2 separate regions of the Homo sapiens genome follow, and region 2 is linked to region 1. A link is an interaction called in ENCODE POLR2A ChIA-PET data of the cell type or tissue named here. Cell type or tissue: Caco-2. All regions are shown on one strand. Links, peaks and the distances in the headings refer to the core of each region. The heading gives the core; the rest is flanking DNA. Region 1 overlaps DDX27 (DEAD-box helicase 27). Region 2 overlaps PREX1 (phosphatidylinositol-3,4,5-trisphosphate dependent Rac exchange factor 1).

The links. ChIA-PET counts read pairs that join two places held together with the same protein. Peaks named below come from ENCODE experiments on the same cell type or tissue, not always from the same donor. Only the 100,000 strongest peaks of a DNase experiment are listed, where the experiment ranks them.
Region 2: POLR2A ChIA-PET joins it to region 1 with 8 read pairs; 1 of 35 experiments calls an interaction of 5 or more read pairs at or near these places.

Annotation. Positions count from the first base shown.
Region 1 is chr20:49,225,306-49,228,210 of GRCh38, forward strand. It overlaps DDX27 (DEAD-box helicase 27), which reads left to right. Exons shown (of 21, transcript NM_017895.8): 7 at 1,125-1,230. Among named protein-coding and RNA genes, the nearest start is that of DDX27, 7.3 kb to the left of the region's middle. In Caco-2, for the core only: no CTCF peak of the experiment used is centred there; a DNase peak (open chromatin) is centred at 1,180.
Region 2 is chr20:48,678,133-48,681,037 of GRCh38, forward strand. PREX1 (phosphatidylinositol-3,4,5-trisphosphate dependent Rac exchange factor 1) reads right to left here. Exons shown (of 40, transcript NM_020820.4): 12 at 1,519-1,622; 13 at 1,228-1,277. Among named protein-coding and RNA genes, the nearest start is that of PREX1, 150 kb to the right of the region's middle. RefSeq lists a silencer at 1,618-1,787. In Caco-2, for the core only: no CTCF peak of the experiment used is centred there; a DNase peak (open chromatin) is centred at 1,679.

The DNA of each region.
Region 1 (2,905 bases), core at 208-2,707:
CCAGAGTGCTGGGATTTGAGCCACTGTGCCTGGCCAGTAGTGGCTTATTTTGGCAACCATGGGATTATTGCAGCCACCCCTAACTGGACTTTCTGCTTCTCTCTTTGCCTCCCTCAACTCTTGTCCATACAGTTGCCAGAGAACTCCCTTTTTTTTTTTTTTTTTTTTGAGACGGAGTCTCACTCTGTCGCCCAGGCTGGAGTGCAGTGGCACAATCTCGGCTCACTGCAACCTCCACCTCCCGGGTTCACGCCATTCTCCTGCCTCAGCCTCCCCAGCAGCTGGGACTACAGGCACACGCTGCCACGCCCTGCTAATTTTTTGTATTTTTAGTAGAGATGGGGTTTCACCGTGTTAGCCAGGATGGTCTCGATCTCCTGACCTCGTGATCCGCCCGCCTCAGCCTCCCAAAGTGCTGGGACTACAGGCGTGAGCCACCGCGCCCGGCCGAGAACTCTCTTAAGCAATGAGTTCCATCGTGTCCCTCCTCTTCTTCTCTGAGTCCTTCAGTACTTCCCAGTCTCACTCTTCTTAGAAGCCTGAGTCCTTATATTGACCTACAAGGCTCTGCCCCTTCTGGCCCTCTCTGACGACACCTCCTGGCACTCGTTCTGCTCTGGCCACACTGGCCTCCTTGCTGGCCCTCAAATAGGTTAGGCCTCCTCTTCCTCAGGGCCCTTGCACTTTCTGTTCCCTCTGCCTGGAAAACTCTTCCAGAAATCTTTTGGGGTGCTCTCTAGCTTCCTTCAGGGTTCAACTCAGTATCCCTTGCTCAGTGAGACCTTCCCTGGCAGCCCTACCGTGAATAGCACTCCCCCTGCTGCCCGTCTGGCCGCTGCATTGTTTTCCGCAGCATCTCTCCATATGACATGTGTTTGTTTTTTGGTCTGTTTCTACCAGACTGTAAGATTCCTGAGGGCAGGGTTTTTATTTCTTTTATTTACTGCTGTGTCCTCAGTGTCTAGAGCACCACCTCACACATAGTAGGCGTTCAGTGAATGTTTGTGGAACGAATGATTGGTGGGGATTGGTGTGGTCCCCACTTGTCTGGAAACCTGCCCTGTTTGTGTTGTGCTGAGACTTCCCCCGCTCAACCCTGTCTGACCCAGTTCTTTTTTCCTCAGGCCATTACAGCCATGGGCTTCAAGCAGCCCACCCCGATCCAGAAGGCGTGCATACCTGTGGGTCTATTGGGGAAGGACATCTGTGCCTGTGCAGCCACTGGGACAGGTGAAAAGGATAGGGACCCAGGGTGGGCAGAAGGGTGTTACGGCCAGGGCTGGGCTCTAGGTTGACTTACCAAAGGCTGGTTTGCTAAATAAATATTCTTGGTTTTTTGAACTATTTCATTTTTATTTTTTATTTTGTAGAGATAGGGGTCTCACTTTGTTGTCCAGGCTGGTCTTGAATTCCTAGGTTCAGGTTCAAGCGATCGATTTTCCCATCTTGGCCTCCCAAAGTTCTGGGATTACAGGCATGAGCCACTGTGCCTGGCCATAAAATTTTTGTAACACAAAAAAGATATACTGGTGCAATTGAGAGAGTAAAGGACTTTTTTTTTTTTTTTTTTTTTTTGAGACGGAGTCTCGCTCTGTCGCCCAGGCTGGAGTGCAGTGGCGGGATCTCGGCTCACTGCAAGCTCCGCCTCCCGGGTTCACGCCATTCTCCTGCCTCAGCCTCCCAAGTAGCTGGGACTACAGGCGCCCGCCACTACGCCCGGCTAATTTTTTGTATTTTTAGTAGAGACGGGGTTTCACCGTTTTAGCCGGGATGGTCTTGATCTCCTGACCTCGTGATCCGCCCGCCTTGGCCTCCCAAAGTGCTGGGATTACAGGCGTGAGCCACCGCGCCCGGCCGAGAGTAAAGGACTTTTAAATTTTTAACCACTTTATTTTGAAGTATTTGTAGATCAGTGGCAAGTTGCAAAAATAGTGCATAGGGTCTCTCGAATCCTTCATCAATGGTGACATCCCACATAACTGTAGGACAAAATCAAAACCAGGAAATTGGCACTGATACAACAGTGTTTCCTAGACTGCAGAGCTTACTCAGTTTACTGAAGGATTAATTTTTTGTTTTGAGATGGAGTCTCACTCTGTCACCCAGGCTGGAGTGCGGTGGCGCAATCTCGGCTCACTGCAACCTCTGCCTCCTGTGTTCAGGTGATTCTCCTGCCTCAGCCTCCCCAGTAGCTGGGTTTACAGGTGCCCGCCACCACACCCGGCTGATTTTTGTATTTTTAGTAGAGAGAGGGTTTCACCATGTTGGCCAGGCTGGTCTCGAATTCCTGACCTCAAGTGATACACCTGCCTCAGCCTCTCAAGAGTGCTGGGATTTACAGGTGTGAGCCACCGTGCCTGGCATACTGAAGGATTAATTTTGTAAGATAAACAGTGCATGAGAGGATGTCCGGTCTAGTAGTGGGCCACAAGTTTCAAAGGGTCTGATGAAGGTCATTTTCATTTAATCCTCTTGGGGTATCCCTGATCTCTGTGACCATGGCCTCCTGGCCCTGCCATATCAGAGGAGGAAATTTTTTTTTTTTTTTTTTTTGAGACAGAGTCTCGCTCTGTTGCCCAGGCTGGAGTGCAGTGGCGCAATCTTGGCTCACTGCAACCTCCGCCTCCCGGGTTCAAGCGATTCTCCTGCCTCAGCCTCCTGAGTAGCTGGGATTACAGATACACGCCACCATGCCCGGCTAATTTTTGTATTTTTAGTAGAGACAGGGTTTTACTATCTTGGCCAGGCTGGTCTTGAACCCCTGACCTCATGATCCACCTGCCTCAGCCTCCCAAAGTGCTGGGATTACAGGCATGAGCCACTGTGCCTGGCTGTATTTTTTCTTTTTTTTTTTGAGACAGAGTTTTGCTGTTGTCACCCAGGCTAGAGTGCAGTGGTGCGTTCT
Region 2 (2,905 bases), core at 296-2,795, 550 kb before region 1:
GTGAAACCCCACTTCTACTAAAAATACAAAAATTAGCCGGGCCTGGTGGTAGGCACCTGTAATGCCAGCCACTCAGGCAACTGAGGCATGAGAATCACTTGAACCCGGCGGAGGTTGCAGTAAGCCAAGATTGCGCCACTGCACTCCAACTTGGGGGACAGAACGAGGCTCTGTCTCAAAAAAAAAAAATTAGCTAGGCATGGTGGTGCACGCCTGTAGTCCCAGCTACCTAGGAGGCTCAGGTGGGAGGACTGCCTGAGCCTGGAGGTTGAGACTGCAGTGAGCTGTGATTGCACCACTGCAATCCAGCCTGGGTAACGGAGCAAGACCCTGTCTCAAAAAAAAAAAAGAAGAAGAAAATTAAAATGAACAAAGGGAGCTGATATCGTTGGGTTGTGTCCCCACCCAAATCTCATCTTGAATGGCAGCTCTCATAATTCCCACATACTGTGGGAGGGACCCAGTGGGAAACTACTGAATCGTGGGGCAGTTCCCCCATACTGTTCTTGTGGTAGTGAATAAGTCTCACAAGATCTGATGGTTTCATAAGAGGAAACTCCTTTCACTTGGCTGTCATTTTCCTTTTGCCTGCCAGGTAAGACGTGCCTTTCACATACCTCCACGATTGAGAGGCCTCCCCAGCCATGTGGGACTGTGAATCCATTAAACCTCCTTTTCTTTATAAATTACCCAGTCTTGGCTATGTCTTTATCAGGAGCATGAAAACAGACTAATACAGAGGACAGAAAGTACCAGGTTGGTGACACTTTATGCAGGTAGGCAGGGAAGACCCCTGTGATATGGAGGCGTTTGAAGGAAGTGAGGGAACGAATATGAAGGTATGCAGAGGAAAGGCATCCTAAGCAAAGGGAACAGCAGGCACAAAGGCCCTAAGGTGGAGCCCATTATTATCCCCATTTCACAGAGGAAACGGTTGAGGCACAGAGAGGTTAAGTAACTCTGCCCAAGGTCACACAGCTGCTAACTAGGAGGGAGGTTCAAGCTCAGTCTGTCTGGCTCCAGAACTGACACCTGCATCACTACACTGCAGTGCTTCCCACAATTTAATTCAGTTAATCCTAATGACAAATCTAAAGGATAGGTGCCACTGCAAGCCCCATTTAATGGAGAAGGAGACTGGAGCTCAGAGAGGTTAAGTTGCCAGCCCAAGGCCACACAGCTGAGAAGAGGTAGAGGTGAAATTGGAGCTTGGAAAGAGTAACTTACTTGATCACCGGGGTGTAGAGGCTGTGAAGACGGCAGTAAAGCCTCACACCCTGAAAGAAAAAAGGGGAGGAATTCTGGGATCAGGCCACATCCTTCACGAGCCTCCAAATCCAGGCTGATGGGAGAGATGGCTTCCAGGACGGGGCAGGGCAGGGTAATGGGGGCAGGGGTGAGTTGTGGGCAGTGGAGAAGGCAAACAAGCCAAGGGGCACAGGCCTGCTCTGAGGCGAACCCAGGGTGGAGGTGAACGAGGCCAGCTGAGTCAGAGTCACAGGGGCGGAGGGCCCCTACCTTGGACATGATGTCCTCCAGCTCACTTCGGGCCTTGTAGGTGCCATCGTCGTAGCGGAAGCGATACATCACCTGCTCATTCTTGAACTGGTGCTTGTCGGAAACTGGAGAGACAGGAGGACCTGTGACGCTGGGCACGCCCCCTCAGCCCCTCCCAGCCACGCCCCCCAGCATTGGCCTTCACTGCCAGCCACGCCCCCTCTGCCCCTCCCAGTCACACCCACCAGCATCAGGCTTCACTGCTGGCCAGGCTTTTTTTTCACTGAAACCCCACGAGGTGGGTGCTATGACTTCCCCATTTTGCACATGAGGATACCCCATCCTCCTGCTACGTGCAGGACCCTGCTGAGACTCGCAGCTTGGGGTGGGGCATCTACAGGGGTGAGGGACCCAGAAATGCCCCTGATCCAGCCTGCACTGGGACCCCTCTGGCTCAGCATGTCCTTAGATCTAGATCACCAATGGATGGGTGGGGACAAGCATGCTGGGGCCTGAGACCACATTGCTGAGATTTACGGAGCCATCTCTATCCCACAAAGTCATGCTTGATGCTTCAGATCCATTAGCAATGCCTATAAGGCCCTAACCTTCAAGATACCAATCACCTCACTCCTACACTGGCCCGAACCACCTTCGCCTCCCACCTGGACTATCACAGCAGCCTCTTTGCTGGGCTCCCTGCTGTCACCCTTGGTCCCAACAGTCTCCACAGGGCAGCCAGAGGGATTCTGCCAGCGTGTTCGTCCAAGCAGGTCTTTCCTCTACGCAGAGCTCAGCAACAGCTTCATAGCTCACTCAGAGTAAAAGCCAAAGACCCTACAATTCTCTATAGGATCTCATCTCACCTCCTGGACTCTCCCATCAGCCCTGTGCCCTCTGACCTCGTCTCCTACCACGCCCCCTCCTCACTCTGAGGCAGCCACACTCCCTCCCTGCTATTCCCTGCACAACCCACTTAGACTCTGCCTGAGGACTTTGCACTGGCTGTTCCCTCTGCCTGGAACCATCATGCCCACCTGGGTCCCTCCCTCACTGGTGGCTCAGGTCCTGGTTCCAATGTTACCTTCTCGGTGAGGCCTTCCCCATCTCCCCTATTCAAAAGTGAACGCCAACACCACACTCTTTACCCTCCTTCCCTAGCACCTATCATGTTTTACTATCTTGCTTTGTAAAGATAAGCAAGTAAAGATCTTATCGTCCCCTCCAACTACAAGGTCGGCTCCATGACGACAGGCACGTCCTCCTCCCGTTCATTGTGGTGTGAACAGTGCCTGCCACATTATAGGCACTCAATAAATATTTGCTGAATAACTAAAACTTAACCAAATGGTTCTTGACATTTCTTGAAGGGACAGATAAAAGATTCTACTCCCCTGCCCCCAGGTTT